4 separate regions of the Mus musculus genome follow, and regions 1, 2 and 3 are each linked to region 4. The links are chromatin loops, found by intact Hi-C in ENCODE. Cell type or tissue: left cerebral cortex. All regions are shown on one strand. Region 1 holds the start of Glrx (glutaredoxin). Region 2 holds the start of Arsk (arylsulfatase K). Region 3 holds the start of Gpr150 (G protein-coupled receptor 150). Region 4 holds the start of Rhobtb3 (Rho-related BTB domain containing 3).

What was found. Peaks named below come from ENCODE experiments on the same cell type or tissue, not always from the same donor. Only the 100,000 strongest peaks of a DNase experiment are listed, where the experiment ranks them.
Region 1: it touches region 4 in a loop (5-fold over the local background); 2 of 42 quality-filtered maps call a loop at or near these places.
Region 2: a loop joins it to region 4, with 8 times the contacts of the local background. A loop is called at or near these places in 7 of 42 quality-filtered maps.
Region 3: a loop joins it to region 4, with 2.5 times the contacts of the local background. A loop is called at or near these places in 2 of 42 quality-filtered maps.

What each region holds. Positions count from the first base shown.
Region 1 is chr13:75,835,405-75,843,404 of GRCm38, reverse strand. Glrx (glutaredoxin) reads right to left here and starts at 3,519. Exons shown (of 3, transcript NM_053108.4): 1 at 3,230-3,519. The coding sequence starts at 3,436. Gm41005 (a long non-coding RNA gene) reads left to right here and starts at 2,337. Exons shown (of 2, transcript XR_873685.2): 1 at 2,337-2,638. In left cerebral cortex, no CTCF peak of the experiment used is centred here; DNase peaks (open chromatin) are centred at 2,568, 3,068 and 3,519; H3K4me3 peaks cover 2,898 bases; H3K27ac peaks cover 1,728 bases.
Region 2 is chr13:76,093,977-76,101,976 of GRCm38, reverse strand. Arsk (arylsulfatase K) reads left to right here and starts at 3,317. Exons shown (of 8, transcript NM_029847.4): 1 at 3,317-3,603; 2 at 7,960-8,000. The coding sequence starts at 3,469. Ttc37 (tetratricopeptide repeat domain 37) reads right to left here and starts at 3,243. Exons shown (of 44, transcript NM_001081352.2): 1 at 3,148-3,243; 2 at 2,537-2,606. In left cerebral cortex, no CTCF peak of the experiment used is centred here; a DNase peak (open chromatin) is centred at 3,272; H3K4me3 peaks cover 1,939 bases; H3K27ac peaks cover 960 bases.
Region 3 is chr13:76,053,240-76,061,239 of GRCm38, reverse strand. Gpr150 (G protein-coupled receptor 150) reads left to right here and starts at 4,244. Exons shown (of 1, transcript NM_175495.2): 1 at 4,244-6,389. The coding sequence starts at 4,416. The coding sequence ends at 5,699. It overlaps Arsk (arylsulfatase K), which reads left to right. Exons shown (of 8, transcript NM_029847.4): 8 at 1-818. In left cerebral cortex, a CTCF peak has its summit at 4,830 (motif pointing right); DNase peaks (open chromatin) are centred at 4,840, 5,464, 5,732, 6,374 and 1 more place; H3K4me3 peaks cover 1,982 bases; H3K27ac peaks cover 1,936 bases.
Region 4 is chr13:75,937,870-75,945,869 of GRCm38, reverse strand. Rhobtb3 (Rho-related BTB domain containing 3) reads left to right here and starts at 2,046. Exons shown (of 12, transcript NM_028493.2): 1 at 2,046-2,339; 2 at 2,438-2,663; 3 at 6,232-6,418. The coding sequence starts at 2,338. In left cerebral cortex, CTCF peaks have their summits at 2,994 and 3,772; DNase peaks (open chromatin) are centred at 2,384, 2,534, 4,253, 4,776 and 1 more place; H3K4me3 peaks cover 2,533 bases; H3K27ac peaks cover 1,396 bases.

The sequences.
Region 1 (8,000 bases), 100 kb after region 4:
GCCTCAGGTCTAACTCTTCTTACTCTAACCCACTGTGGGCCTGTCATGCCAGCCTCCTGTTTGGTCCATGACACACCAGTCACAGTCCACCACATGCTAGCCCTTATTTTTTGTCTCCTTTTTCTTCATCTTGGCGAGGACCCATTGGTTCCACTACAGTCACTTGCTGCCTCCACCCTGCCTCCCCTCCCATAGTTAATTTTATTTGTAAACAGATCACTGCTGCCTCCCAGATATACTATCAAATTATTTGTCTTCCCCCCAAAGTGCATATTTTTCAAAATATAGGAAATTTTCGTGACTCTATTTCCACTATGCAGAAATGTGTCTGGAGTATTACAGATGCTGAAAAGTACCTGTTGTATCCAGAAAAGTCATCCTATGAATGTGAAGGAAAAGGTAAGCCTTTGTAGACAAAATGGAGACACTTTGCTACGAAAACATTTGCTCTATAAGAAGCATCCAAAGTTCTATCAGAAGCCCGGCAGGAACAGTGGAGCTTTGGAGAAATAACAGATGAAAACATTGGAGGGAGCCACAGGAGGTAGACTGATAGACTAAGGACTGTTTCTGTAATCAGGTCCTGCTGAGTTCCTGCTGTATACCAGAGGTCATGGGTCACACAGAACAACTGAAACAGCCAACTACTCTCAAATTCTCATTCTTAAAATGCAAACACAACCTTATTCAGCACCAGAAGCAGTGAGTTGGAAACATTTGTGCTTCCCTCAAAAGAGATGCATTTAGATTTGGACTCAAGAACCTGCTGGGGATAGGGAGTATGTATACAGGATCAGGGATATGGCTCAGGATACAGCAGGAGTACAGATCTTCAACGACCATGTAAACAGTCATGCATGGCACAGGAGCTCACTGGCTACCGTCTAACCAAAATGGCAAGAGTACAGGTTCACTGAGAGACCCCTCCTCAAAACAGCTAAGGTGGAGAGTGACTGAGAAACATCCTGAGGTCAGCCTCCAGTACATGTACACACACAGACACATACACACACACCTTTTATACTTTTAAAGTTGAAAGGCCACTGCAAAAATAGTGTTGCTTTACAAATCAATGCAAACATTTGTTAAATGAAGAAATTTTGGTTTTTGTTTGTTGGTTTGTTGCCTTTGTTTTGTTTTTCTTTTCTCCAGACCCCGTGCTGCTCAGCTAAGAATAGCATTTTCTTTAATTCTGTTGTAACTGGGACCATCTACAGGTCTTACACCACTCTGCTGTTATGAGGCAACTAATGTGGAATTTGACCTGAGCATGGGATTGTCTGAAGTTCTCCCAGGCAATCCCACTCTACAGGAGAGGAGGATGTCTGGTGGGAGCTGGAGCAGGACCTGGAGGGTCTATACGCCTCTCTTCCCTGTCCACTCTGCTGTGTCCCTGCTCCAAGACCTCGTCCTATAGCTGTAAAATACACACTTATGGTTGGCACTACCATGCAGATTTTTGAATGAAATAATTCCCAATGCTTTACACCAAGATCCCAGAGAAAACCATTCAAGTCGCACTAAAGCTCAAGTAAAAAATGTGTTTCTTCCAACACTGCCCTGCAATGTGCTCCTGAAAAGAAGTGAGCTTGCGGGACTGCTCTCCCAGGAAAGGGGATACTCTAAAAAGACCACCCATGCCTCTCCCTTTAGCTATCAGACTGTGTAAAAACAAAGAACCTCAAACACACCCCCACCCCCACCTTCACCCCAAACCAGAGCTGGGAAAGGCTGAAATCCTGGTGCTAGTCAGTGGAGAAACCCACCTCACAGGAAGAGAATTTCACACAGTTCTGACCCCTGGAGAGCAACTGGACCTGAGACTAAGGTGAGTCAGGGGTAGTGGGGGAGGGGTGGGGCTGGGGTTTTCACCTGGACCTGGCCTGCAAACCCCGGGCTTTCCATTTAAGAAGATGACAGGAGATTCTAGTTAAGAAGGGAGATGGCTCGGCTAGTAACTCATCAGTAAGTGCTTATGCATGAGAGTGAGGACCTTAGTTTGATCCCCCAGAATCCACAGAAAAAAGTTGGGTGCAAATCACAAGCTGGGGAGATCTAGATAGGAAGATCCCAGGGGCGTTCTGGCTGCTAGCTAGTCCAGTCCATCCCAGCCTGTGAACTCCAGATTCAGTGAAGGACGGTGTCTCACCAAAGTAAGGCTGAGAGTGATTAAATAAGTCATCCAACATTAACCACTGGGCTGTTGTGTAAACAAGGGTACACAGACACACACACCATACATTTTATGGACTTGGGCATCCATGGACATCTGTATTTTTTCAGCTTCCCAATGAAGCCTCACTGAGGAAGTTTCTTTCCTCTGCTTTTCACTGTCACGCGTCACTTTAGTTGGTATTGGAGGCAGGTGGCCAAGGTTCTTGGCTTGTTGGGGCTGCCTCGGCTTTGTCCCCAACACTCCAGTTAACTGTACAACAAGCTCACTTTCCAGCACTGGAGTCTGTTGAGCTGGGCATTCCAGCAGCAGCCCAGGCACAAAGAAAGCCTTTTCTGAGGAGGAAGGTGTTCTTAGAGAGCTGCATATGGATTTGTGGAACAGGACTTTGAAGCGCTCCCTCTAATCTTGCAGCCTGCGTCACTGAGGATGGATCTCCAAGGCAAGAATCCATCAGATCATACAGTAAGTTATCATGATAACCAGACCTGAAAATATCCTACAATTAAGGCAGCACAGGCAAAAATGGAGTCCAGGATTTACTTTTCTAGTGGGTGGGGCTAGGTAAGAATGGACAAACTAGGTGATAAAGAAAGAAAGCCTAGTGCAAAGAAAAGGAAGGGCCGCAGACCCCACTACATGCTAACAGGGGGAAGAGAGTGCCTATGGCCCCCATCCATAACATAAAAGCTAGAGATCACATCCAGCCTCGAAGCTGCCTCCTGCCTTGCCAGAAGAACACTGCCAGTTCAAAATAGTGCTTAAAACAAAGCCTTCAGATAAACACTTAACTGCCGCCAGCCCAGCTGTCAGGCCCACTATCCACACACCAACCAGCGTTCTGCCTTCTGGTCCTCCCAGGCAGTCCTGCTGCCCACTCATTTGAGCAGTGTCTTCCCTTGAGTCCCTCCCCCACACCCTGCAAAGTCCTCTGGCTGCTTTGAAGGACAGAGCCCAGGCAACGGCATCCTAGAAAAGGCACAGCTAGCTGTCTACAAAGCTCTGGAAAGGAAACAGCAACACCCCAGCGCTTCCTTAGCATTTAAACACACTCACTGTTCTCGCTCCGGTGAGCTGTTGTAAATAATCTTGAATCGCACTGGTGTTGTTAGTGGCTGTGATGTCCACAAACTCCAGAAGACCTTGTTTGAAAGGCAGTTGACTGAGGATTTCTTGGGTCTTTCTGCAGTAGGGGCAGGTGGGCTTGATGAACACGACCACCTTCCCAGACTGGATCTTGCAGTTCACAAACTCCTGAGCCATGCTGACAGGCTGCAGCTTCTCCAGGGAGGAACGTGCAGTTGAAAGTAATGGTCCGGTAATGCAGCGGCGCTTAGCCAGCAGCTCTCATTTAATAAGGAACCTCCTTGGAGGAGGAGTTACCAAGTAGGATGCTTCAGTTTTAAAGGGCCAGCCCCAAAGTCAGTTCATTTTGGTATGAGTCAGTACTTCCTAGGCCTACCATTGCACACTGGCTGTGTAAGCTATAACAGGCTGTCTTGTGTCCTCCCCAAGAACAGAACTAAGTCACCCTCTAGGGTAGCAGAGACAGCGCAGACCAGTTTCTGGGTAGGAGGCCCCAGGTCCTCTTAGAACAAATTCTCTCTCTCTCTTCTTTTGGAAACACGGTTGTTTTGAAAAATAAAAACACAACCATTCAGGAAAGCTTTGGCTCTTCATAGGATGTGGGGACTGCATAGTGATTGGGCCTTGTGGGTTGCACCGGCATGCTTTCTTTGCCCTGTAAGGTGGGTACTTGTGTGATTAGTGGACTTGGTTCTTGACATGTAAAAATGTGCTTGTCTGTACTTTCTCTCTGTCTTTAAAAAGTGGGGTGCCATGCTCTGAGTTCATGGTGAACAATGAGCCCTTTTCAGTGGGGTAGATTTGTGACTGAACTTTGCCACGGGGCCTACCTGTGAAGCTAAGCTTTTTAATAGGTCTCTCTTACTCCAAAAGCCTTAGGGCTGGTGACCTTTGAATAGCAGTTCAGTAAGAAACAAATTCTCCCATAACCCCTGACCTGAGATTCCAGACAGAATGTGGATCTTTTCCTGTCTGACTTGTTTTGACAGTGAGCTGAGGTGCTTTGGGAGGTGGTGCTGAGGTAGATAAGCAAGTCGAAGAGAAAACTCCTGTCAGACTGAAGCACCTTTCCAAGCAAGCAACCAGCTCCACAGTAGAACCAGAGTATCTTACAGGAGGTCAGACTACAGTCATGTCCTGGTGACGGCTCTGGTGCACATTGTGACCAAAGAGAAGTAAACTGACTTCTGGGGGCTGCTTTCTTTGTCACTCTCACTGTTACCCACATCAAATGGCAAAATAACAGTCAGATGGTAATAGTCAGGGCCACAGAAGAAGCGGAGAGAGAGTTCTGCCAACGGAGAAGCGGCCTGGCTGCATGGCTGAGGTGGCTGGCCCATGGCAGGGTTGTAGACCTCTCAGCCCATAGCTTCCCACAATTCTGAACAAGTTTAGGGCTAGAGTCTTAACTTTCTGGCAACCTTCTGATGCCAGCTGTTTCAAGGACCTCTTGAGGGTTCTTGCTGTTCACATGACCCTGGGGAATAAGCACCCAGCTCAGGCTGTTCCTTTAGAGTCTTTCTCTCCTTCTCATTTGTCTGGTCTTTCCCTTCCTCCTTTTCCTAACAATCTGACTCTCTCATCTATCTCAAAGATCATTTTGAGAACCACCATGATCTTCGGTCTCTTGCATTCTGCCCTGTCTCAATATTTGCCACTCCTGTTTTCCTTACCTCCTCTTTGTTGCAATCTGACCTCCTTATCTCTCTCTGCCTGTTGAAATGCCTCAGTTACTTAAGCATCCTAGAACCAGTGTGAATTTATCATGTGCAGAAATGTGGGGACCTCCCAAGAGACCTGTATAGAGTCACGTGGGGCTTGGAGTCTCACTTTATGCCTAACTCCAAACTCCAGACAGATGAAGATCCTTGTCTGAGTATACTGTTTCTATAATTTTACAACATCTGATTTGCAGTCTACTATATTTACCTGAAATCTTATAAATGATAGTACCTGGATACAGGAGAACTCTATTGTCTGTCCTGCAGTTCAGATTAGTTGAGACTAATATCTGAGCCCTTATCTAATATTTAATAATATGTGGACCTCCCCTCCAAGTCTCAGGAAAGCATTGTCTGCTGAGAAGCCCTGCCTTCAGCCTCTCAGACTTAGTGTTCAAACTGCCCAGCTTTCTGCTCAGCCTCTAAGCGCAATCATCTGTCTTATGGCTAGGGCAGAAAGTTAAAGGCATCTTTACTGTCCTCTGCAGTACATGGAATAGCCAAGCTCTCCTAGTTTTGCCTCCTAGATCTGAACACAGACTACTCCAACTGAATGCTGCACTGTTCTTGGGGGCCCAGCCCTCCTGGTTCCTTACTTGGTGTCCTTACACCTTGCAGTCTGCTCTGTGGTACTGCTGGGCAGGCTTTAGACAAGCTAGCACTACCACTTGTGGGGCCTTGATAATACCACGCTCGTCCAGAAGACTCAGGTTTGATTTCCAGCATGCACAGTATGGCTCATCACAGTCTGTAACCTAGTTCTGTAGGATTGCACACTACTTCTGTCTTCCATGGGCACCAGGCATGCACATGATTTACAAACATACATGCAAGCAAAATACCCATATGCATAAGAATGAAAATATAAAAACAGTGACCTATGATGGTTAGGGCACAGTTTATCATGTGAGCTTAGCTGGGAGGCCCTCAGTCTAGTAGGAAAGAAGTGTCTACTCTGCAGTCCTTCTCATAGAGCTAATATAATATGGAGCTGTGTGACTCATCAGACTAACAGAAGGTAACAGCAAAGACAATGGTCCTTATGTGTCTACTCCTGAACTAATTCAATCAATACTTATTAATCAGTTACCCTGGGCCAGACACACAGGTCCTCATATACAATTCCATCCTTAGGAATTCATTAGAAAGTTGGGGATACTGTCAGGAGAATGGTGTGATGCCTTGTATATGCTGGGCTCAGGGAGTGGCATGATTAGAAGGTATGGCCCTCTTGGAGTAGGTGTGAGCTATCAGACCCTCACCCTAGCTGCCAGGAAGTCAGTCTTCTACTAGCAGCCTTCAGATAAAGATGTAGAACTCTCAGCTCAGCCTGTGTGTGACCATGAAAGGTAGCCTAGTCCCTGGCTGACCTAATACTAGAAACCCCAGAGCCCCTGAAGGGATGGTAGGACCTTCACCTGCTCCGGGCACCAGGCCTCTGTCACTGGTCACAACCCCCCATAGATTTGCGGCCATCAGTCATGTAGGGGCAATGCCCCAAGCTCCTCCACGTGTAGATTCAGAAAAGAACATGACCTATGGTCACGTAGGCTAAAGACAGATCTCTAAGCTAATGAGGTACATAGAGGCCTGGAGGGCTTAGCCAATAAACTTTCCTTCCCAGACATCCCTCCCTACAAAAAAGTATTTAATCTCAGGCCCACTCTGAGAAGTAGGGTATGGTTTTATACATCTACTTTCCACCATAACAACAAGTGATTTAGAACCATGGAACTGTCTCTTTTCATCATGATCTGCTGTGGGGAGCCATGGAGAAGGCCTTTACCTACAGAGCTGCTATCTAATCTCCTGTAGAAGGCCTCTCTGTACTCCCTGCAGCTACTGCCACCAAGCCCAAGTCAGCCAAAGACTATTCCCATGGGACCAGCCAAAGGTTACCCCTTGACCCCTGGGCCTGGGAATCCAAGAACCTGGGAACCTCACAGCCCCGACCTCTTTCCAGGCGTGGGGACCCCCGAGTCAGCTCTGTGGCTGAGCAGATGTTGAACTCACAACCCTATATGCCTGCACCATGCCTGTCTGAATGCTGCCATGCTCCTACCTTGATGGTAATGGACTGAACCGGTGAACCTGTAAGCCAGCCCCAAATAGATGTTGTCCTTTATAAGACTTGCCTTGGTCATGGTGTCTGTTCACAGCAGTAAACCCCTAACTAAGACAGAAGTTGGTAGTAGGAGCTGGGGTATGGGTGTGATAGGCCTGACCAGCTTTTGTTTGGAAGAATTTAGATTTGGGGACTTTGGATTAGAAAAGTAGTGGAATGTTTTAAATGGGCCATCCTATTAGGAATATAGAAGACTTTGTTGCTGAGAGTAATTTGAACTGAGCAGACCTGGCTCAAGAGGTTTCAGTGGAGAATTTCAATGTGTGGCCTAGAGACTAGTTTTGTGGGATTTTGGTGGAGAATGTGGCTGTTTTTTGCCCATTTCTGAAGTGTCTAGCTGAGGCTAAGGTAAAGAGATTTATATTGATTACATTGACAAAGTAAATCTCAAAAAATCCAGCCTAGGACAGAACCTGTTCTAGGTAAAGAAAAACTTAAATCCAGGCTTGATGGACCACACCTTTATTCCTAGTGTTTAGGAGACAGGCATGCAGATCTCTTGAGTTCAAAGTCTACAGAACAAGTTCCAGGACAACCAAGCTTAGACAGAGAAGTGTAGCCTCCCTCAGCCTCTAAGCAGGTTGATCCAGACTTTGACCTTGCTGCCACTAAGAAAGAGTTTACCTAGGGTAGAGTATTCTGACCTTGATGGCTCTATTTGCTCTTCTCCGAGACTCTGCTTCCTGCTGAAAGGTCCTTGACACACCCTGTAGATTGCCTAGGGGCTGGCTCCAGGCACCAAGAATGGGCTGGCGGGGGATGGGCCTACCCTCTTTATAAGTAAGGACTCTCAGTAAACTTCAGAGGCCTTGAACAGAAAGGTTTGTTCTGGCCTCTCTTTTCTCTGTCTGATCTCTTTCAGGCCCAGCGGGCCTTTCAGGGGAACCCAGTTCAC
Region 2 (8,000 bases), 160 kb before region 4:
TTGGACTTCTAAGCTTCAGAATTATGAGAAAATAGTTTTCTGTTGTGGTATTTTGTTATATCAGCCCTTGTGAACTAAACCACAGCCTCTATCCTGAATACTACCTAACCATATAAACACATGCACACATAAAAGATCCTTTGCTCACGGAGTAACTCGGTGATTAACAAAAACATCTATGTCCAGAAGGCAGTCATTAAAACAAGAAGAGACAATCCTGGGGTCTGGTGGCCCATGCCTTGAATCCCAGCCCTTGGGAGGCAGAGACAGGTGGATTCTCTGAGAGTTCAAGGCCAGTCTGATCTACAAAGTGAGGTCCAAGACAACCAGGGTTTGTTACACAGAAAAACCCTTGCCTTGAAAAACCAAAAAAGTTAAAAAAAAAAAAAAAAAGATGTACCACATTTTCTTTATCTATTCTTTAGTTGAGGGACATTTGGGTTGTTTCTAGTTTCTAGCTATTATGAATAAAACTGCTATGAACATAGTAGACCACGTGTCCTTGTAGGATGGGTGATCATTCTTTGGGTATATACCCAGGAGTGGTATAGTTGGGCCTTGAGGTAGAACTATTCACAATTTTCTGAGAAAATACCAAATTGATTTCCAAAGTGATTGTACAAGTTTGTACTTCCATCAGCAACCACATCCCCTCGCTCTACATTCTCACCAGCATATGTTATCTGTCGCTTGAGTTTTTGATCTTAGCCATTCTGATGGGTGTAAGATGGAATCTCAGAGTTGTTTTGATTTGGATTTTCCTTAAGACTAAGGATGTTGAACATATCTTTAATTATTCCTTGGCCATAGGAAATTCCTCTGCTGAGACCTACAATTTGTCCTGTCTCACAATTTGTCCTGCCTACCAGATGTGCAGGAGTAAAATAAAGATAAAGCAGAAATTGAGGGAATGACCACAAAATGATTGATCCAGCCTGAGACACACACCATGAGAGAGAGAGACCACCCCTGACACTATTAATGATATTCTGCTATACTTGGAAACAGGAGCCTAGCATAACTGTCATCAGAGGGGCAACTGATGGAAACAGATACAGAGACTCAAAGCCAAATATTAGGCAGAGCTTGTGTGATACTGTGGAAGAGGGGGAGAAAGAATTGTAGGAGCCAGAGGGGTCAAGGACACCACAAGAAAACCTACAGAATCAATTAACCTGGGCCTATAAGGGGCCCACTGAACCTCCAACCAGAGAGCAGGCATGGGACAGACCCAGGTCTTTGGCACATATGAAGCAGTTGTACAGCTTGGTCTTCATGTGGGACTCCTAACCGTAAAGGCTGTCTCTGACTCTGTGGCCTGTCTGTGGATCCCTTTCCCCTAACTGAGCTGCTTCATCTAGCCTCAATGGAAGAAGATGGACCTAGTCCTGTGGCAATTTTATATACCAGGGCCTGTTGATAGCCATAGGAGGCTTCCTCTTTTCTGATGATAAAGGGAGGGATGGGAAGAGGGGAGAGGAGGAAAGAGGAGGAGACTGAGAGGAGGAAAAGGAAGCTGCAGTGGCTATGTACAGGAAAATAATTAGTTAATTAAATTTAAAAGGTTAAGATTCCAGGAGAAAACAAAAAGAAGTGAAGCAACCTGCAGTAAAGCAATAACTAGCTGAAGACTAGTTAGCAGGACTGAGAAGACTACTATTGGAGAAGAAACAGGAAGGCAGGCTTTTATCAGTGTAATATCAAAGCACAATGAATTAATGAGTAGCTAAAAGCAGAAGACTGTCTTCAGCTCTAAATCAGAACTTTTAATACTTAAACCTCCACGAGTATAGAACGAGCTGCTCAGTGGAAGTTTTCCCACCAGGGAAGGTGAAGTATGGGCTGGACAAGCTAGCAGGGAGGACCTTTATATGCCCCACTTCGTGTCTGATGAAAAGTACTAGAAACCTCTTAGGTTCTAGCAGCCCTTTGAAACTGCGTCCCTAAAATACCTATTCCACCAACCTGCTACAGCGCCTGCTCTCACTGACACCGCAATTACAGAAAGAAGAAAAGGATGTGCTCTGTCCTCAGAACAAGGGCCTGCAGAAACAGAGCCTTCAAGGATCATCTGTGTTCAACGAATCATTACTATGCAAAAAAAAAAAAAAAAAAAGAATACCAAATGTAATTTTTATAAAACTAAGCACCAGTTGATATTGTTTCTGTAAAGTATGTCCTACATTCCAAATTTACTCAACACAATTCTGGGGAGTGTGCCCTGTTTAGGAGGTAATCTACTTAGATAAGCTATTGAAAAGTTATTTAACCTCTCTGTTTTCGCATCTGTAAAGTAGTCTAAGTGAAGATTAAGGAGTACATTCCACGTAAAGCATGCTACACAGTAAATATACAGTAAAGCTTAACAGACACTAAACACATACCGCTCTGTATTAGATGTGTAAGGTGTTTTATTACAATTAATCTGTACACAAGGCTGCCAGATATGAGAGTTGAGATTTTAAATAAATAGCATTACTCCTCCTTTTCCTGCCAGAAAATCAACACAAGTGGTGTAATGTACAATTATATATACCTGAAACTTATCAGTGAATAATTTGACTTGAAAATAGAAACGTGCTTCTTCCAGAATTCTCCAAAGGAATCTAGCAATCAAAAAAAGGAACAGCTGATTATTCTATACCCAACAATGTTACTCCGAGCATACATCAATTAACCGCACACTTCACACAGTCCACATCTGTACCTTTTAGAACCGGTCCCTATTGCTACTCCAAAGACAAAGAACAGCCAAGCTGTTCCGTATCTGGAACCTGAAACTTATTAGGCCCGCTCTTCAACCCACATGAGCATAATCCTTACAGGTCGGCAAACGGAGGAAATACGATGAGGGGGGCTTCCTGACTAGGGTTCCGGAACGCAGCAGAAATCCACACCACTACCCAGACCACACACGAGGTGACCTAGCCTAAAGTCCCATATAGGCACAACCCAATCCAATTCAAGTGACAGAATCACTGCCACCTCATCACCGCCAAGTTCACTTTGTCAGCGAACATTCAGCCCCGCACAAAAGGAAGACAGCCCGTAACATCACGCTCATGCTCAGTATTTTCTCCCCCTAAATACCACTTCTACTGCCTTTAGATTTCAACTTCTGCCAAAACCGAAGCGATCAGAACCCACCTGGGCATGTGGGACTGCCACAAAGTACAAGTCTGAACAACGCATGCGCGCTTCCCCAGACATCGCTTGAGTGAGAGGAACTGGCAGAGCTATCATTAGCTCGAAATTTGATTAAAACGGTCTTCACATGGGCTGAGCGCGATTGGTTTTTGCGCATGCGCCTGCCCTTGGCCTGATGGGAGGTGTAGTTTCTAGGTGCCGCTCATATTTACTTCTGTATTTGTAAGCCAAACTTCTAGTCTTGTCCCTAGAGTCCGGCCCCTGCTCATGACTGGAGAGCAGGCTACAGGAGACCCGCTCAGCAGCCGCTTCTGAACGGCCATGCCCGCGATGCTGTTGCTGTTGGTGTCGGTGGTCGCAGCGTTAGCACTCGCAGCACCGGCCCCCAGAACACAGAAGAAAAGGATGCAAGTGAACCAGGCGCCCAACGTGGTGCTGGTCGCCAGTGACTCCTTCGTAAGTACCCAAAGGACGGGGAGCAGACACCGCCCAGAGCCTGTGGAGAAACATCACAGGGAACAGGACCCTGGGGTTGAGAGGTCCCGCATGCGCACACCTGCAAGCACGCATGTGCATACTAATAAAGTAGTAGAAAGAAGCCAGTCTCTAACTCCTGGGCTTTGCTCCTTGAACTTTATTCACTAGACCAGCAATTCTCAACCTGTGGCTCTCGATCCCTTGGGAGAGGTCGAGTCACCTTTTGCAGAAGTCACCTAAGACCATCGGAAATATCAGATATTTACATTACAACTCATACCTAACAAAATTACAGTTATGAAGTGACAACAAAAATAATCGTATGGTTGGGAGAGTCACCATAATATGAGGAACTGTATTAAACTGTTGCAGCATAGAAAGGCTGAGAACCACTAATCTAGACATTCTATACTTGTGTTAGCACTGATTTAAAGAAGTTATTTGTGTATGCATCACCTTAAATTTGATTTAAATTCATATGGAAAGTGAAAGGACCTCGAATTGGGAAGGGGAAAAAAACATGAAAAAGAAGACTGATTTAAAAAAAAAAAAAAAAAGCTTTTAATTTCAAAACTAATGGTAAAGCTACAATAGCCACAATAGTACTTTACATGCAGAACAATAAATATTCAGACCAGTAGAGTAGAATTAAGAGTCCAGAAATAGTCTTATAAACAAGTAGTGCTGGAAAAGTAAATATATACATGGAAAGGAACAAAATTGGGTCCTGCCTTCCACCATGTGTAAAAACAAAAGTTAGTCAATGATTTAAATGTAAAAGCTAAGGCTATAAAACTCCTTCAAGACAATGGAAGTGTAAATTGTCATAATCTTGGTTTAGGCAATTTAAAATGAGCCAAGGATTTGAAAAGACATTCCTACACAGAATATACACAGATAGCCAATAAGCCCATCATAAGAAGCTTAGATTCATTAATCATTAGGGAAATGTAGCTCAAACCAATTGATCCCCATAAGGATAGCCAGAATCAAAAGGCATAAAAATAGGAGGAAGTCATGTGAGATGATATGGGAAGAGCCAAGGGTGGGGAGGAGGGAATGTGGAGGTAAATATGATCAGAGTATGAAACTGTTGTGCTTGGCCTGTTGTTTTTTACAGTTAATATGTCAGTTCTTTAGTACACACACACACACACACACACACACACACCATAAACAATAACCAGAGTTAATGAGAATATGGAGGAATTAGAAACCTCATACACGGCTGTTGAGATGCTTTGTAAAGTGGTGTGGCCACCTTGGAAAACCATTTGACAGTTTTTACAGTGACTAACTATAGAGTTACTATGCAATGCAGCAATTCTATTCCTAGATATGTATGCTTGTGTTTGTGTCCAAGAGAAATGAAAACATAGTCTGCACCAAAGCTTCTACATGACAGGATTATTCTAGAAGATGAGAAGTTAAAACAACCTAGATAGCCATGTACTGGTAAGTGTATAGATGGAATTTGGTAGTATTATTCAGCAACCAGAAAAGAAATCCAAAACTCATGCTTGTTACAGTGTGACTGGACCTAGAAAACTATGTCCTCAAAATAAATGATGACAGACTATATTTTATATGAATCCATTTATACGAAATGTCCAAAGAAAGCAGCTATGTAGAGACAGACAGCATGTTCGTAATTGCCTCAGTTTTAAATGAGCCCAGGGTGAAGGCTAAGGGTGCTCCTGGGAATAATATAAATGTTCTAAATGACTTTCTGGATACACTAAAAACCTTTGAGTTGCACGTTTTAAATGTGTAAGTTGTATATAAATTATATCTGGATAAAAAGCACTTCTGCCTGGACCTTAAAGGACAAGGGCACCCCCTACAACCCTGCTTCCACACACACTGCACCTCCCCACTGTTGCAGCCACACTGGTTTCAGAAGTAAATAGCGGGACAGGAATATATACTGTGGAATCTCCCATAATATAACTTGACGTGGTAGATAAGTAAGATAAGGCACACAATATGCTAAGGCCTTGCCATAGCAGATAAGTCATTTTTTTACTACTTAACAGGATAATGCTTTTTCTAGCTAGCTTTAATTGTCAATTTGATAGAGCCTAAAGTTATCCCAGAGATATTGCCTAGATCACTAGATCACACTGACCTATGAGCATGTCTGTGGGGGAATCTCTTGTGATAAAACATTGTAACTGAACACATGCTGGGGAAGAAAGGTTTTGTTTCATCTTTAAAGTATCAGGTCACACTCCATCCAGTCAGGCCAGGAACTTAAGGCTCAAGAACTGCAGCAGAAGTCACGAAGGAAGACTGCATACTGGCTTTGCTCCTGTGGCTTCCTCAGCTGGCTTTCTTATATAACCCAGGGCTACCTGCCCTGGAGTAGCGCTGTGTACAGTTAGGTGAACATTCCCACACCAATCATTAATTAATCCCATATTAATCAAGAAAATGCTCCCCCATACTTGCCCACAGGCAATCTGATAGTAGCATTTTTTTTCATCTGAGGTATAATAACTCCAGCTTGTGTCAAGTTAAAAAGGAAGAAGAGGAAGAAGAAGAGGTATATCTGAGGTATAATAACTCATCTGAGGTGTAATAACTCCAGCTTGTGTCAAGTTAAAAAGGAAGAAGAGGAAGAAGAAGAAGAGGGAGAGTGCCTTGATTATTCATAGGTATAGGAGAGCAGGGGGCATTGTGAGCATCAGTATCTCCTGGCCTGTCTAGCTTACAGCCTGTCTAGTTTATGGCCTGTCTAAGTGGTTCTGGGCTATATAAAAACACTAAGCATAAGACTGTGAGTGAGCTAGCCAAAAACCAAGCCAACACACAGTGTTCCTCCATGGTTTCTACTCCTCAAGATCCTGCTTAATTCCTGCCCCAACTTCTCTCAGTGATGGACTGTAGCCAGAACTAATAAACCTTTCTTCCATAAGTTGCTTTGAGTCATGGTTATGTTTGTGACAACAACAGAATCAAACTAGAACAGTGCTTGAAATCTAAGCTTTTCCTTTGATCCTCCTTGTCCCAGAATGAAAAAGAACTAAATGCCATGCCATAATTCAGAAACAGCAATTAGAATTTATTGAAATGTATAGCTATGTGTGGGATGCAGATCACATGGGACTCCTCTTGCATGCACAAAGCTCTGGATTCAATTCCCACCACCACACAAAGAGGTTGCAGTAATGTATGCCTATGATCCCAACACTCAGGAGATGGAGTCTGAGAATCAAAAGTTCAAGGTCCTTATAGCAAGTCGAAGGCTGCCTAAGATACATGAGACCCTGTTTCAAAGGATAAGGTGTATATGCATGTATATACACAAATACACACATATAATTCATATAAGTATCCAAATGTAGTGGTTTGAATAGGTACGGCCTCCATAGACTATGTGTTTGAAAGCTTGGCCTATGGGGAATGCACTATTAGGAGATATGGCCTTGTTGGAGTAGATGTGGCCATGTTGGAGGAAGTGTGTCACTGGGTGTAAGCTTTGAGGTCTGCTATGCTCAAGCTACACCCTGTGTAGAATCCAGTCTCTTCCTGGCAGCCTTCAGAGCAAGATGTAACTCTCAGCTCCATCTCCAACACCATGATGGCCTGTATTCTACCATGCTTCTTACCATGATGATAATGGACTAAATCTCTGAAACTGTCAGCCAGCCCCAATTAACTGTTTCCCTTTATAAGAGTTGTCTTGGAAGCCGGGTGTGGTGGCGCACAACTTTAATCCCAGCAACTTTAATCCCTCTGCCCGGGAGGCAGAGGCAGGCGGATTTCTGAGTTCGAGGCCAACTTGGTCTACAAAATGAGTTTCAGGGCTACACAGAGAAACCCTGTCTCGAAAAACCAAAAAAAAAAAAAAAAAAAAAAAAAAAGTTGCCTTGGTCATGGTGTCTCTTCATAGCAATGAAACTCAAACTGAAACATAAAAGTTAATTTGCTACTGTTTTTTTTTATCTCTGCTACAGTGTATAAGTTTTATGGATATGAAACTATTTTAACTCACCATTGTATCCTTAGATCTTGCAAGATGCCTGATACATAAACACACATGTCAAGCATTTAATGTTTATTAATATAATTTTTAAATTATTTCTTTATCCTCCAAAAGAGCTTTTCAAGAAGTTCTTTAACTTAATTTTTGTAAATGGATTTGAGCATAACACTTTCAATTTTTATTTGAGCACTGGATCCTTAATAACATACCTCTGTGGTTGTTTTTTACTCTTTGTGAGATTTTGAACAAACATCCTGAAGTCTTTTGGGTTGTAAATTTTGTATTTAAAATTAAAGGAAATATTTTTTTGTAGCATAATCAGCAGTGGTTGAATTTCTTTATTTCAGGATGGAAGACTAACATTTCAACCAGGAAGTCAGGTAGTAAA
Region 3 (8,000 bases), 120 kb before region 4:
TACATATGTTTTTAGATACTAACCTTTTGAAAAGCAAAAGAGAAAAAAAGGACTTGCTACTCATCAGAGGACTAAGATCCAAGTATTGGCACCCACACAGTGGCTCACAACTTGTGTGTAACTCCAATTCAGGGGAGCCAGTGCTCTTTTCTGGCCTCCAAGGATGCCAGGTAAACATGTAGTACACAGACAAAATGCAGTCAGGACACTCATTCATATACAATTTAAAAAATAATAAACAAATATATTTTTAAAAATACTGGAAATAATATTTTTCTAGCTTGTCTTTTGATATTGACCTGGAGGAAATGTGTATTTTCTTAATTATAAATCTTTGTATCAAATAAATATGATTTTTAAAATTAAAATATTCTTTAAAATGTTTATCAATCTCTATTTTGTGCCTTTTAGAATCTGTGTCCTATTAGAAAGTTCTTCTCTCTGATCTTCATAAAGTTTTGGTTTTAGCCCTTAGATCTTTGATCCATGTAGAATATTTTTCATATTAAACATCTAACTTTAGTTTTCAATGTTGCTGTTTTCTTCAGTTTTGTTTAAGTGCTAAGAGATTAACCTTTTGGGGTGGGGGGTAACTGTACCTTCTCCTACTGCACTTCATCATATAACATCTTAGGTTGAATCATCATTTTTCCTCCTCTGATCTGATTGACCGTATCCAGGTCCCATGAGTCCTTTCTGAGTCTTCTGCTTCTTCCATGTAGACGTCCTGCCAACCTGGGGCCCAGTGCCACATGTAGTATTCTCTTTTGTCCCAGCTACTCTTGTTTAATTTTTTTCATACAAATTTGGACTAATTATCAAAATGTATAATTCTTTTTTTTGTTGTTGTTCATTCACTTGTTTTGTTTCTTGAGACAGGGTTTCTGTGTATGGCTGTGGCTGTCCTGGAACCTAATTTTTTAGATTAGAATGGATTTGAACTCAAAGATCTGCCTGCCACTGCCCTGAGGTCCCCTTTAAAATCCTTTTAAATGACGTAATTAAGTTTATAGCCTAATTTAGAGAGAATGAAGTTCCTGACGACAGAATATAGTCTACTTTCTCTCGTTGTTCACCCCTTGGCATAGAGGCCAGCCTGGGCTACTGAGACCTTGTCTAAAAGGGGAAAAAGAACACCCATTCACAAGGATGCCTGAGCACTATCTCATGTCTTGACTATGTCTGTAAAGCCCTACTGTCAGTGATCCCAATGTGAAGCTGGTGTGAATGTATTCCTAGTTGTTCCATTATTTATTCTGTTTTGTTGTGGAGTATCCACGAGAGAAGACTGGCTAGACATGGATTTAGGCCAATATCAAGCAGGCAACTACACTAGGTGTTCAAAATCCCAATGTCGCTCCAAGCCTTTCTCAGAGTGAGCTTTTAAGCTCAAAAAAGCATGTCCTAGGTTGACATGCTTCAGTTAACAAGAGCAGAGTTACAGAAGCTGAAAAGCAAGGTTAATACATGTTGAGACTTTCTGAGAACTTTGGACTTTAACAGATTAGCCTTGGTTTTCGTTTTGAAAGGCGGTGCTTGTGTTACAGCCTAAATGGTACTACCATTATGGAAGTTGTGCTGAGGCCTGTGGGCCTACTAAGTCTGGGGCCTGTTCAGTTTCTACTTCAATAGGCCATCCTTTGTCTCATTCTTTTTTATTGTCTATGAACACTGTGTTCCTTTCATACTGAACCCTTTTACTATTTCCAGTCACTTTTCCTTTTTTAATTTATTTTTATTGTTATTTATTATTTTTTTAAAATAATGTGTATAATGTTTGTGAGCATGTCTGTGGAGGCCAGAAGACAACTTGGGAATCAATCTCAAGAGGAGGCTCCAAGGCCTGACACTGTTACTGATGCTATGATGTACTTAGAGACAGGAGCCTAGCATGGCCATTCTCTAAGAGGCCCAACAAGCAGCTGACTGAGACAGAAGCAGATACTTACACCCAACCAATAGACTGAAGTCAAGGACCCCTATGGTTGAATTAGGGAAAGGCTGAGAGAAGCTAAGGATGAGGGCAACCCCATAGGAAGACCAACAGTCTCAACTAACTCGGACCCCTGAGACAGTGTGTGCTAGCTTGTCCAACCCCACCCCCACCCCACCCCCAGACACATAGACAGCAAAGAACTACCTGGTCTGGCCTCAATGAGAGAAGATGCGCCTAACCCTCCAGAGACTTGAGGCCCCAGGGAATGGGAGATTTGCTGGGGTATGTGGGGTGTGGGGACATCTTCTTGGAGACGGGAGGAGGAATGGGATAAGGAACTGTCAGAGGGCAGAATAGGAGGGGGATAACGACTGAGCTGTAGAAAAAAAGATTAAAGGTAATATTTTTTAAAATAGGAGGAGGAGGAGGAGGACATGGGGGAGAAGGCCAGGACCAGCTTGTCCTATGGGTTTTGCAAGGCCACAACTGATTCTGGCAACCCAAGCAGCAGTGGTTGCCATTTACCCTGGAAAACAACTATTTTTTTAAAATCAATATTTTATCAAGTCTTTCTAAAGTTCGATGGAATAAACTTTCAGTGGTAGAATCTTGGTATATTATTTATGAGAATATTCCAACAAACTGTGGAATTACTTTGAGAAATAATTGAACTAACGTTTGGTAAGGCAGTCATGGGTTGCCAGGTGCTGCTCAGAAATGAAAGACTGGAGCACACGGTACCAAGAAACTCTTCATTGTAGCCACTGTTCCTCTTCCTTCATGTTCCAGCAAAGAGAGACATCAGCATCCACACACCCTCAGACCCTACTGGGCTCTTCTAGATGATACTGGCACCAAAGGCATGAAAAGCATCTTATGTGATACATTTATAGTCAGGACCAGAACTTTGCTCAAAGTTATCTGATATGCCTTAAATTGGTACTAATTCATCAACTGGACATATATTGACTGATTGATATCTGCCATGTATCAGGACCAATATGAGGATCTGGATAGATAATGAAAAACGACACATGTCTCCAGCCAAAATGATAGACCTTAGGAAAATGAGATTTCTACAGCAACCAGCAGGGTGGTACGAATCCTACCAAGTCCCCCTAATTCATGCATCTGTAGGTTGCAAACATTCCCACAGCTTGGGAAGCAACAGACACCCATTCCTCCCTGGCCCAAGACCAGGAAGTACAAGAAATTTTACTTTCACCATGATTAATTTGATGGATGCACAAACTGATGCTTCCAACGGGAAAAGTGAATTGTTTGTGAAATGAGGCTAAAAGTGGCAGCATTAAATCTAAACCATTTCCTGTGAACTGGATTTCTTTTTTAAAAATTGGCTGCTGTATGGTTTTCTTAGTCACCTTTTCTCTGGGCTTATTGGAGGCGTAGTCCCTCCCAGCAACCTCCCATCTGCTGGAAAACAGAATCAGGAGACAGAGAAGCCCGCGTGACACATCCATCACTAGAAGAAAATACTAGGAAGGACTCAATCCATGAACCACCATTTGTATAAAAATCTGGTAGTACTGTCTTCAGACTGACAAAATGAGTTTTGCATCACTGAGAGGAGAGAGCGGCTGCCATCCCCTGATGCTAGTAAAGAGAGTACTGGAAAGCATCTGCAGACCTCTCTGTTCCTAATTGCCAGGCAAAGGGAGGGCCCATAGTTCTCTCCGGATTAAAGTCCTAGCACTGCAGGCAGAGGAAGGTATACCCCTATCAAAGGCTCACCTAATGACTCTGCTCAAAAAGCTATTACTACTATTTAGGACTGGTTGTAGTTCTGTGGTAGACTGCTGGCCCAGCAGGGTCGGAAGTGGAGAAATAGAGGAACCCTGCTTGGTTTCTTGTGTCCTTGTATTTCTCAAGCTAGCGCAGACGTATGGCATTACAAAAAAAAAAATTCTTTTCTTTTTTTTTTTATCAAAAGTAGCATTTGTAATTTTTCCTGTTAGCAATCACACAATTAATTGTTGGGGGTGGGGATACTATCTCAGCCGAGGAACTATCTATCTCATAATTGATTCTGAGTTAACATTAGTTAGCCTTTGCAGTGGTCACATGCACAACTTTCTTTCTGGCTATATGTCACAGGGCAAGATTTCCAGAGCCTAGAGGTCCACGGATGCCACTGAGGGAGGCGGCTGTGTGGATTAGAAAGATGCTCTGCTGGGATGGGGGGGGGGGCAGTGGGGAGGGGGAGGAAGCGAAAAGCGGAGAAGGTGGAGAATAGGGATCATGTGTGTTCCTCGAATATACAACCCACATTTGAGTGACAAATACCAAGAACAACCTATACAAACAACTAAGCGCAAATCCACGCGTATCCATCTCACCCTGGGTGTGTGTGCTTTTTCAACTAACTTTGGGAAATCGCCGAGACCCAGCGGTGTGGCCCGCGCCACCTCTCATAGACTTTGGCCTTTTAAGCGGTATCTCTCTTTCCTCCGGATTAAGGATGGAAGATCCTTTCAGCCTCGCAATTCTGAATCCCGCATCCAACCTTTCTGTACCCACTCAGCCAAGCTGGAGTCTCAACCTGACTTCTGAGCAAGGAGCCTCTGTCCCAGGACCGCATTCGCCTCCACGCGGGCCACCCAGCCACCGGATCCATCTGGTCTTCTTGGGGATCATCCTGGTGGCCGCGGTAGCTGGCAACACCACTGTGCTCTGCCGCCTGTGCGGCGGTAGCAGCGGACCCTGGCCGGGTCCCAAGCGTCGCAAGATGGACTTCCTGCTTGTGCAGCTAGCAGCGGCTGACCTGTACGCAAGTGGAGGAACAGCATTGTCGCAGCTGGCTTGGGAGCTGCTGGGCGACCCGAGACCGGCTCTGGGCGACTTGGCTTGTCGCCTTTCCCATCTGCTGCAGGCATCGGGGCGGGGCGCCTCCGCCCACCTGGTGGCGCTCATTGCCTTGGAGCGCCAGCTCGCGGTGCGCATTCCTCAGGGCCCTCAGTTGCCAGCACGTGCCCTGGCTGCCCTGAGCTGGCTGCTGGCTCTGCTACTGGCGCTGCCTCCGACCTTCGTGGTGCGCTGGGATGCTCCTCCATCTTCAACCGCCAATGCCTGGCCAGGGAAGCATTGCTGCAGGGGCATCTTCGCGCCCCTGCCGCGCTGGCACCTGCAGGTCTACGCGCTCTATGAAGCTATCGTGGGCTTCGCGGCGCCGGTCGCTCTCTTAGGCTTCTCTTGCGGCCACCTGCTGTGTGTCTGGTGGCAGCGTGGGTCTCAGGCTCCGGTGGCTAGGATGCCCTGGTCGCCCAGTATGGCCAGAGCCTCCTTGCCCAGCGCGTTGCCCCAAGCCAAGGTGCAAAGCTTGAAAATGAGCCTGGCGCTGGCACTGCTCTTCGTGGGCTGCGACCTGCCCTACTTCGCCGCTCGCTTGGCAGCCGCCTGGTCATCGAAGCCCGCGGGTGACTGGGAGAGAGAGAGCCTGGTGGCGGCGATGCGCGTCCTAGAGGTGGCCAACAGCGCCATCAACCCTTTGATCTACCTTTTCTTCCAGGCGGGCGACTGCCGTCTCTGGCGGAGGCTGCGGAGGCGCCTAGGAGTTCTGTGCTGCGTGCGGGAGGAAGAAGCCGATATCAGCGAATGGGCTGGGGACCACCAGGCACTCCACCGCCATCGCTGGCCCCACCCTCATTATCACCATGCCCGGCGGGAGGAGCGGAACCAGGGCTGCCTGCGCCCACCCCCGCCACGCCCCAGACCGCCGCCCTGCTCCTGTGAAAGTGCCTTCTAGGAACTGCTGAACGGACAGGTCCTTGGCCACTGTAGCACAGCCTTCAGACAACGGAGGGTGTAAGTGATCTGCCTAAGTCACCAAGAGTGGAACTGTCTGCAGGAACTACTGAAGCGGCCCGCATCCTGTATGCGACAGTTATTTCCTTCTAGTAAGGGCATGATTTTCACTTCCCGTTAGTTTTCTTCCCTCTGGTTCCTCTCATAACGCCCATTTTGAGGAGACCAAACTCTTGGAAAGTTGTAAAACAAACAAACAAACAAAAAAAAAAACCAAAACAAAAAACTGAGTTCCAGAGTCAATGTTTTTGCGATTCTCTTTTATACTCCCACTACGTTCTAGATTAGACAATTCATTTTAACTAAATTGACAAATTTTCATTCGTTGCTATTATGTTTGTAGTGATTTTGAATTGTGCTTAAATCAAGTGCATCTTTGGGGAGTAGCAAATTTGATGTTCCTTCCGAGAGGAAAATCCCCATAATGCTCTTCCTGGGGAGATCTGGAGTGCTGTTAGCAGCACTGTAGGAAAGTGATCATGCTGTCACGTTAGCGACAGAGCATTTGAAAAATAAAAGCATTTCCCACGTAGCAGCTACAACATTTCTTTAAAACGTAGTAATGTGCTTTCTGGGAGGAAAATAGGTGTGGCTTTTATTTCCAACTTTCACATCAATAAAAACTGAGAATACAGGAGGAGCACATACGCTTCTTTTAGTCCTTTCCAAGCATGCCTGTATTCTGTTAGACATAGAGCTATTGTGCCCAGACCAGCTTCTAAGTTTGTCCACATTAAGCTCCTAAAGGCAAAGTCTTGAGGGAAAGTGTCAATTCGATGTGGCAGGATGGTACTTACTGTTCAAGTGCTCTGAGATCTGCAGGAGAAAGCTCTGTGTAGGTAGAGAACTGTTTAAAAACAAACCTAAACAGGTGAAGTAGAGGCCCTGCCAGTGATCCCAGCACCCAGGCAGGAGCATTGTCTTGAATTTGAGGCCAACATCGACTAAGTAGTGAGTTTTGGAATAGTCTGGACTACATAGACTCTTTGTCTTAAACAAACAAAAAAAATGTCTAGCTTATTCATGTGAGTCAGAGAGGATTAAATCAGGGAACAGTTGATGCATGACCTCTTCCTCTTCACTGTTCTTGCTTCTAAGGGAAGTCGTAGGATTTCTGAGCACCATACAATGTCCTGCACCTGAGAACTCACATCTTTCACAAAACTTGAGTTCTTGTCCATAAGTAAATGTGCCACTAAGAGGCAGAGGGGAAGGGACTGGCTAAAGGTTGTTTACACAAGTCATAATCTGTGAGGATTGTGTTTTGTTCGTGGATAATTATATACTTCTACAACATGTGAAACATAGGAGCCACTCAGTGCAGATTTGTTGCATAATTTAGCAAAACTTGATATAGGTAGGTTACATAAAAGATAAGCTAAAGGAAATCTCCATTCCTCCAGAATACTATTTCTTAGCAGATATACCAGTTAAGCCCATGGTAAGTCCTAGTAGAAGGGACCCAGGTCTGTCCTCCTTTGTACTAGTTGGATATTTGGAGCCTGGAGGTTGGCATCATCTTCCCTGGAGAGGCTAGCTTATCTAGCTGTGAGCTGCCAAGAAATGGCAGGTGCAGAACAGCAGCTACTCAAGGTACTTTTATCCCACTTGCTCAACCCAGCAATAATCCCAAGGTGTTCTTCTATGAGAACCTAGTATGGGTTTCACCTAACAAGAATGTGTCCTTGCGCCAGCTTTCCATGGATTCAACATCATTTCCCCTACTCTCTTGCCCCTGGAAAGAACCTTGCTATAACAGAAAGAAGTCTGTCCAAGGAAGGTCTGGAATTCACTAATGCTCAGAAAACTCTCTAAGCACCTTCTGGGTGAGCTAGCTGGACCTGTTGATAGAAGCCAGACAACCCTGTCTTATATGAGGACATGGATTCTTCTATCTAAACTTGGGGTAAATTTGGCTCTGAGTGTTTGATTCTTAATCTTTTCCACTGAAGGTCAGCTATGTGACAACTTGGTCAAAAGGACCCTCTAGTATATTTCTCAAGCTCCCTCTGCACCTTACTGCTCTGTTCAAAATGGCAGAAGTGAGCATGTTACTCTTGTTCTGTCCTTCACCAGTCTTCTAGCATTGTGATTCATGCAAAGTGAGGCACATTCAGTGCAGAGTAGACAATAGACAGAATCTATTACAAAGTAAAGTGGTCTGTTCTCAAGATCTGAAAGTGGCCAATGGCCCAAGAGACCACTGTGGGGAAAGACTCAATGTATGAGAGCAAACAAGGAC
Region 4 (8,000 bases):
TTCTCTTCCATATTGGCTTACTTCACATAGCACCACATCGTTAAGGATCATCCATGGTATAAGATGTGATGAGTTTACCTTCATTTACAAAAGCTAGTTCATAACTCATTAACCATCTATAGTCTCAACTGCTCTGGAAATTTGATCTAGGAAGACTGCTTAGTAAGCCCAAGGGTTCTAGATCAGCCTAGGCAGTACAGGAGAAAACAACTCAAAAAAAAGGTTCATATTTACGTAAGCTATATTCTTTTTTTTAATTTTTTATTAGGTATTTTCCTCGTTTACATTTCCAATGCTATCCCAAAAGTCCCCCATACCCTACCCCTTCCCACTCCCCTACCCACCCATTCCCACTTTTTGGCCTGGTGTTCCCCTGTACTGGGGCATATAAAGTTTGCAAGTCCAATGGGACTCTCTTTGCAGTGATGGCCGACTAGGCCATCTTTTGATACATATGCAGCTAGAGACAAGAGCTCCAGGATACTGGTTAGTTCATAAAGTTGTTCCACCTATAGGGTTGCAGATCCCTTTAGCTCCTTGGGTACTTTCTCTAGCTCTTCCTTTGGGGGCCCTGCGATCCATCCAATAGCTGACTGTGAGCATCCACTTCTGTGTTTGCTAGGCCCCGGCGTAGTCTCACAGTAAGCTATATTCTTTATCTATTTATGCACTTCAGTGTCATGGTGTTTGACTGGTGGGCCATTAGACTGATGAGACCGTATACTTTCTTTTGATCCAAGAGGAACTGTGACTCTGCACATTTGCATCTTTCAGGATGGTTATTTCCAGAAACTACAAAACATTGTACTTGGACACAAAGGAAAAAATTTATTTATTTATTTATTTATTTATTTATTTATTTATTTAGGACTGGGTCTCACTATGTAACTGGCTCTTCTGGAGCTCACGATATAGCCTGGGCTGGTTTTGTTTTTGTTTGGTTTTGTCTTTACTAGTGACTCTAATTACAGCTATTTGGGAGGCTGAGGAGGGAAGACCTATCTCAAAGAACAGAGAGGACTAAGTAAACTACATAGAGAACGCCCCCTGCCCTGCCCTGTCTATGGACAGGAAGCTAATTCTGTCTCAGCTGAGCAATACTGATTCCTAATAAACAGTTGTGGCCATCTCCCAGCTTCTTGTTTTCCTCAGTCTTCCCAGGACCTTTTAAACATCTAGTTCTCAAAACAGGTCCACTTAACAGAGAAAACAAGCCCAATTTCAAAGCAGAGCAAATAATCAAAAAGATAAACAAGAACTCTTAACTGTGTGTGAGATGCTTGTGAGAATTTTAATATTTATGAGGGAGCCCCAGAGTAGCCTTTGGCCTGTCCTAGTATTAGCAGTCCTCATGGTGTTTTATACTGGAGGTAGTCTGAGGCCCTTTTGGGGCCTCCACAAGCTTTACTTCTGTGTGTCATCACGAAAGAATCTAAAATATCCTTACATTAACATGATCCTTCTTTTTCAGTGAGCTATTATTAAATAATGTAACTGGAATGTGTACTGAAAAAAATCCAAGTAAACTGCTACAACTTTCTTTTTTTTTTTTTTCTTTTTTTTTTAAACCACACACATTAAAAATCCCAACACTTCAAATTCCACAATCTTGGTTAAAATATGCCAAATATAGCTTGCAATAGTAAATGACCTTTCCAAAGTGGCACCCGCAAATTAATTGGTGCGTGAACAAAGAACCTTTTCTGCAGCTGCATGAATGTTGCCTTTTTTTTTTTTCCTTCTTCACAAGTACGATTTTACAAAACAGCCAAAGCGCATGTTGTAAATTGACAAAACGATAACACACTTTCTGCGAAGGCTGGGGTGGGTACGGGACCGCGGGGTGGGCAGGGGGCTGCCTCCTGGCTGGGCTCTCTTCTGGTCCCCGGCGGGGGCCAGGCCGCCCCTCCCCCGCTCCCGGCTCAGGTTTCAGCCTTCCGAGTTGAGGAAACTTGCTGCAGGCGGATTGGCGGCGAGCTGCTCCCGGGCTCCGGCGTCGTCCCCGCGCCCACCGCTCCTTTGTGTCCCGCGGCCTCGGCCAGCAGCCAGCTCCCCCGCGCGCCGGACTCTCGGGGCGACACGTGCGGGCCTCCGGCCCCGCCGAGCGGAGGCGGAGCCCGGGCGGAGGCGCGGCGGCCAGGAGCGGCGACCAGGGACCGCAGCGCTGCCAGCGCCCGGCCGGCCGCTCACTCCCGGCCCGCTCCTCTGCGTCGGTAGCGCCGCGTCGTAGGAGCGGGAGGGCCGCGGCCGGGGATGAGCTGACTGCAGTGAGAGCGTCGCCCGGGCCCCCGCCAGGCCGCCCGCTGCCATCTCCGCGCCGCCCTGCCAGCCGCGATCATGTACGTACGCGTCGCCGTTCTGCCACGGTCTGGGTCCGGGACGTGCCACGCGCCCTGGCTGTACCCACCCGCTCACCGCGCCCCTCTCGGCCCCGCAGGTCCATCCACATCGTGGCGTTGGGGAACGAGGGCGACACGTTCCACCAGGACAACCGGCCGTCGGGGCTCATCCGCACATACCTGGGAAGAAGCCCGCTGGTGTCGGGGGACGAGAGTAGCTTGTTGCTGAACGCGGCCAGCACGGTCGCGCGCCCGGTGTTCACTGAGTACCAGGCCAGTGCGTTCGGGAACGTCAAGCTGGTGGTGCACGACTGTCCCGTCTGGGTAAGGGGCAGTGGCTGCGCGGTGCCCAGGAGGAAGGAGCTTGCCTTTTTGGATCCCTCCTCCCCTTGTTTCTTAATTTCCTGATTGCCTGGAGAGTTTTTTTAGTTTGTTTTTGTGTTTTTACATTTTTTGGCAAATCCCATCCTTTGTTACAATTTGGAGGTGGTGGGGGCAGCCCAGTCACGTCTGTAAGGTAAAATGGCCCCAGGGCAATATAGAGCCGTTACTGTGTTTCAAGACTTGTTCTTTAGTGGATGGACAGCTGACAGTTGAATGTGCCAACCCCAAACAGGGTCGCGAAGTTCCACTGGCCAAGAGTCATGTTTTCATGTCCACCTCGTGGAGGATAGGGAGATGTGTTCTATAAATACTGCCCTTTACAGCTCAACGTAGGCAAAAATACTCTAGACAGGGACAGGTCAAAAATAGTATGGGAACAAGGGAAAAAAGAATGGGATTTGAGAACTAATTTTAAATGGCTTATTTGTTGATTATTAACCTCTGAAAAGACTAGTTTTTAATAGTGCTAATGCTCATATATTAGCCTTTTGTTTTAGTGGTTAATAAATTGGAAATACCACTAAGAACTTAAATAAATCTTCATGTTTATGATAGTTGAATAAAATAAGTCTTAGCTTGTCTCTTGAGTAGCTTGACTCTGAAGTGTTTGATAAAAGGACAAAGAAGACAGCTCCCTGACTTACAAATATCTTCATAACACAGTAGCACTATGTATTTCAAGTGTCTTCATTTAATTTTAAATCTGTGATTTCTTGCTGATATTGTAGTTATATATTTTTCAGCTAAAGATTACTATATATACATAATATATAAATGTTTAAACTTTTGGGTCTTAAAAAAGGTACAAATTATGTGAGATTTTTACATTAAAAAGACAGTTTTTTTTTTAAGAAAACTACCAGAGCTAAGGAGAACTAGCATACTTTTGAATAGAAATGTGTAAAAAGTAAAGAGAAAATTTTCTTGAGCATATTTTCCTATTATGGAAAGAAAGCACTCTTTAACTGGAAACTCATATCAGTGTGCTGAAATAAATGAAAGGATGCTACCTAACCTTCAAGTATGACAGTGATGACAGTATCAAAAGATGCCACTAGGGAGGACTGGTAGGCACAGTTACTTTGAGCCCTTTTATTATGAAAGATTTTGTAGCCTAAAAGTATTACTTATTCAGTATACTGTTGAATAAATGTGCAATGAATCAATGGAGTAGACACAGAAAACATAAGAGAAGATGAATTAGGATGTTGGGATTTGCTTTTTGTTTTGTTTTGTTTTAATTTGAGAGTTAACCCTTTCCTGCCTGTGTCCATTTAGCCAAGAGCCAGCCATTTTATAAGAATAAAATAGATAACACAAAATCTTCAAAATGGGTGAAAAATAAGCTTTGTGGTCTTGACTCTTGTCACATCTTGACTGTCATGGTTTATAAAGGGAATTCCAATTGTGTGTGCTCACAGTCTGTGACGACACATTCGTCACTGGGTACAACTTCCCAGATTGGATGAGCCCTCAAGCGCAGTGAATTAAATAGGCAGTTATTCACTCTGAGCTTCTGGGTCTTCCTCTTGAATGCAAGTAAATTCTGCCAGAAATATGAAGGTTGGTGATGCCTGTCAGCTGGGACTGGCATATGTACTGAGTCGGAATATCAAACAGCGCTTTGGACAACAAAAGGAACAGCTTTCACACCCCATGCTCTCACTATATGTGGTTTTGGTAAATTGCTCACCCCCCTCTCAGGCTTATTTTCCCTATCTATCCTAGAGCTGTGCTGAAGGGTAAAGTCCCAAGTATGGTGGCTCTAGGTGCTCCAAAAGCGATAGCTGCCATAATAAAGTGCATATTACAGCTTTAGTGCAGTCATATAGTACTTACACTAAGCATGGGAGAGTTTCTCATGTCAGTCAAGATTTACACCAGTGCAGGACCTGCACACACTCATCAAACAGAATGAATCAAGTTCTTGTTTCCCTGTAGGAACTTAGATTTTGTGTTTTAAAAGATAAGCTTGACTCTCCAGTGTGGGCCCCCTCAAGTTTGTTGTGTAACATCCCAGGGAAATCCTGGAACTGATTTACAAGGGCTGGGACACATGGATTTCCTCATATTTCTAGAAACCAGTGGATCATTTTCTCTGTGATGTAGCCTAAAAGGAAGGCGTTGCTGCTGCCATGGGGTTGGAAGGATCTGGGAGAGCTTCCCTTTTTTCTAGTTACTTTCTGTAGCTGGCTGGCCCTACTCTGGCTGCTTGCCATCTATCTTGACACTTTTAAAAGAAATCTGTTTCAAATTCACTAGATAAAGTTCATGGCTTATATTCTCCTACCTCTCTCCTTTGTAGTCATATTATTATTTAATTTCATATTTCTAGATTTTTGTTTTCCTCTCTGTAAAAATTATGTTCTAATGCAATGAGGTTAGCTGGACCTCCTGGCTCCTGCCTATAATCCCAGCTCTTGGGAGGCAGAGGAAAGAGAGTTATCAGTTTGGGCCAGCCTGGGCTACATTAGACAGTCTCAAAGAATTGAGAAATGAATGAATGGATAAAAAAATGAATAAACCATGATGTTTATTACTATTTTCTTATACAGGGCTTGAAGCTCTAGATTGTGTTACAACTAAGTGTTTGCAGTTGTCTTAGCCTCAATACCACAGAGTAAATTGCTACTACTTAAGCCCCCTTTCCCCATGTTTTCTCTTAATGCCCCCCCCCCTACCCCCACATAATTCTCTGATAACTCTGGATTCCTAACTACTGGAATGTGAAAACCACTTTCTACCTTGTTTTCTAGGTGTTCAATGGCTGTTGGGTTTGAATCCCAGGTCTCTGATGTTTTCTTGTTATTACTGTTACCCTTCAGCTTCCTTACTGTGTTTCACTTGCATATTCTGAATGTGAATATTTACAGATATGCTTAGACCTGTGAGAGTTTGCATTTTGTTGACTTGGGAGTTAGGTGTTCTCATCTTTTTGAGCTATATCGGTGTGGCCACTTCTCCCCGTGCCCGTTGCCCCTTATACCCTAATACTATATCCTGAATTGTCCTCAGTCAGACCCTGATAGCTCTGTTTGCCTTCCTATTTCTGTTCTTTTGTGTTCTCTTAGTGTTGTTGATAATTTGTCCCTATTTAAAAATTCTGCAATGCAACTCTCGTTCTCAATAGACTTCCTAAGGAGGTTAGGTATGGAGATGGGACAAGAACCTCTCTCTGTAAACAGGCATTTCTGTCATAGGCTAAAAGCTCTGTCACGTAGATATTGCTTGATTGGAACATTCACAGATCGAGGTGTGAGCATTCCTAGTCCAGCACTTTACTCACCTCCTAAGCGTTCCACCAACTGGAAACCAAGCATTCACAGTCTATAGGACCATCCTTAATCAAACCACCATGTCATTTAAAAATATATTTTCATAACTTCTAAAAGCCAACATACATGGAACATTTACACGAACAGTTATAATTATAACTGATATGACAATGAGTTTGGGGAATGATTTGAAGATAAACGAACTAAATGTTGACGTTTGCATTTTTGTTTAGGACATTTTTGACAGTGATTGGTACACCTCCCGAAACCTAATTGGGGGTGCCGACATCATTGTGATCAAATACAATGTAAATGACAAGTTTTCATTCCATGAAGTAAAGGATAACTATATTCCAGTGATTAAAAGAGCATCAAACTCAGTTCCGGTAATCATTGCGGCTGTTGGTACGAGACAAAATGGTAAGTATGCAATTTTTTTTTGTAATGAGCATGCAAACACCATGTTTACAAAGAAGAGTTGATTAATGATTAATACAGTTCTGTTTGAAAATGGAAACAACTCATTGTTCTTTAGATACCAGATGGGAGATTCACAAACTTCTACTGTGGTTTACATACAAATCTTCCCTTAAGTTGCTCTCCTACTGCACATCAGTAATTGTGTTCTTTTGACATACGAAGTGTATTATTAGACTGGCTTTGAGCCTAAATAATATCTTATTGACTATCTTAAGGTCCATTCCATGGGCAAGGCTACATTCCCCATGCAGAGATGTGTGCATGTGAGCAGGATGGTTAGACAGATAACTGGGAGTGAGTGGGACACACGCACAGCTCGGCCCAAGAAAGGGCTGTTTATTACAACATGCTTGGCAGGTTCCGATGACTCAGTCCGTCTCAGACTGTGCTCTTGTGCACAAGATCATCAGCTATCTCAAGGACAACCCAAGACTCATTTTGAATTGATAGTATCTTCTAAATGTACTCAATGGCATTTCCTTAGTCAAACAGTCTTTAAATTTTAATTCTTTGTTTGAAAAAAAAAACTTTTGAGATCGTGGTCTAGCAAAGTGTCTTAGTTAGGTTTCTGTTGCTGTGATAAGGCGCAAAGGAAGTTGGGGCTGTTGCAAGTAATTCCATCACGAAGAGAAATCAGGACAGGAACTCAAGCAGGGCAGAGATCTCAAGGTGGGAGCTAAAGCAGAAGCCGTTGAGGAGTGCTACATTTTGGCTCACCCTTCGTGACATGCTAAAGCTGCTTTCTTACAGAACCAGGACCACCAAACCAGGCGAGGTAGATCCCACATGGATCTGGGGCCTCCTACATCAGTTATCAGCCAGGATGTACCACGGGGCATTTTCTCAATTGAGGTTTCCACTTCCAAAATGACTCTGGCTGCTATCGAGTTGACATAAAACTAACCAGCACTGTAAGGAACCCATGGCTTGCTAACCCAAGAGTACGGCTTAATGTGTTTACTTAAGTGTAACATCCTCTGTAGAGGACGCTGTTGCTCTCTGGCTTCTGATGGTCTTGCCTGTCCCTGAACATCACACATACAGAGTTGCACAGTAGGAGTGTGTGCATACTCCTTCCTCATTTAACTGCTGTATATTATGCCATTGCATAAATGTGCCATGAACTATGTCTACACTGTCCTTCTGATACTTGGGTTGTCCCTTCCAGGGGATTGCTGGCCAGGTATGTTTCACCCTAGTACTTACAGAGAAAACAACCTTGACCTGCCCTTGGCCTCACATTCTCAGGACTTCTCCAATTTTTTTTTCTTTCCGATTCACGATTCTTGAAAGAGTTATCCTTAATTCTTGAGACAGTTTCCCCCAGCCTCTTGGAGCTTCCCTTCAGCTGTTGTGTTTGCATTAAGCTCTCCAGGGTGAGCATTAAATGCTTGTTTGTCAAATTTGTTGCACTTAAGTCACAATTCTCTCTTTGAAATTATCCACACACTTCCTGCTCCACTACCGGAGCTACTGTTTCCTGGTGCTTCTAACCTCTCCCCTCTTCTCTGGTGCCCTCCCT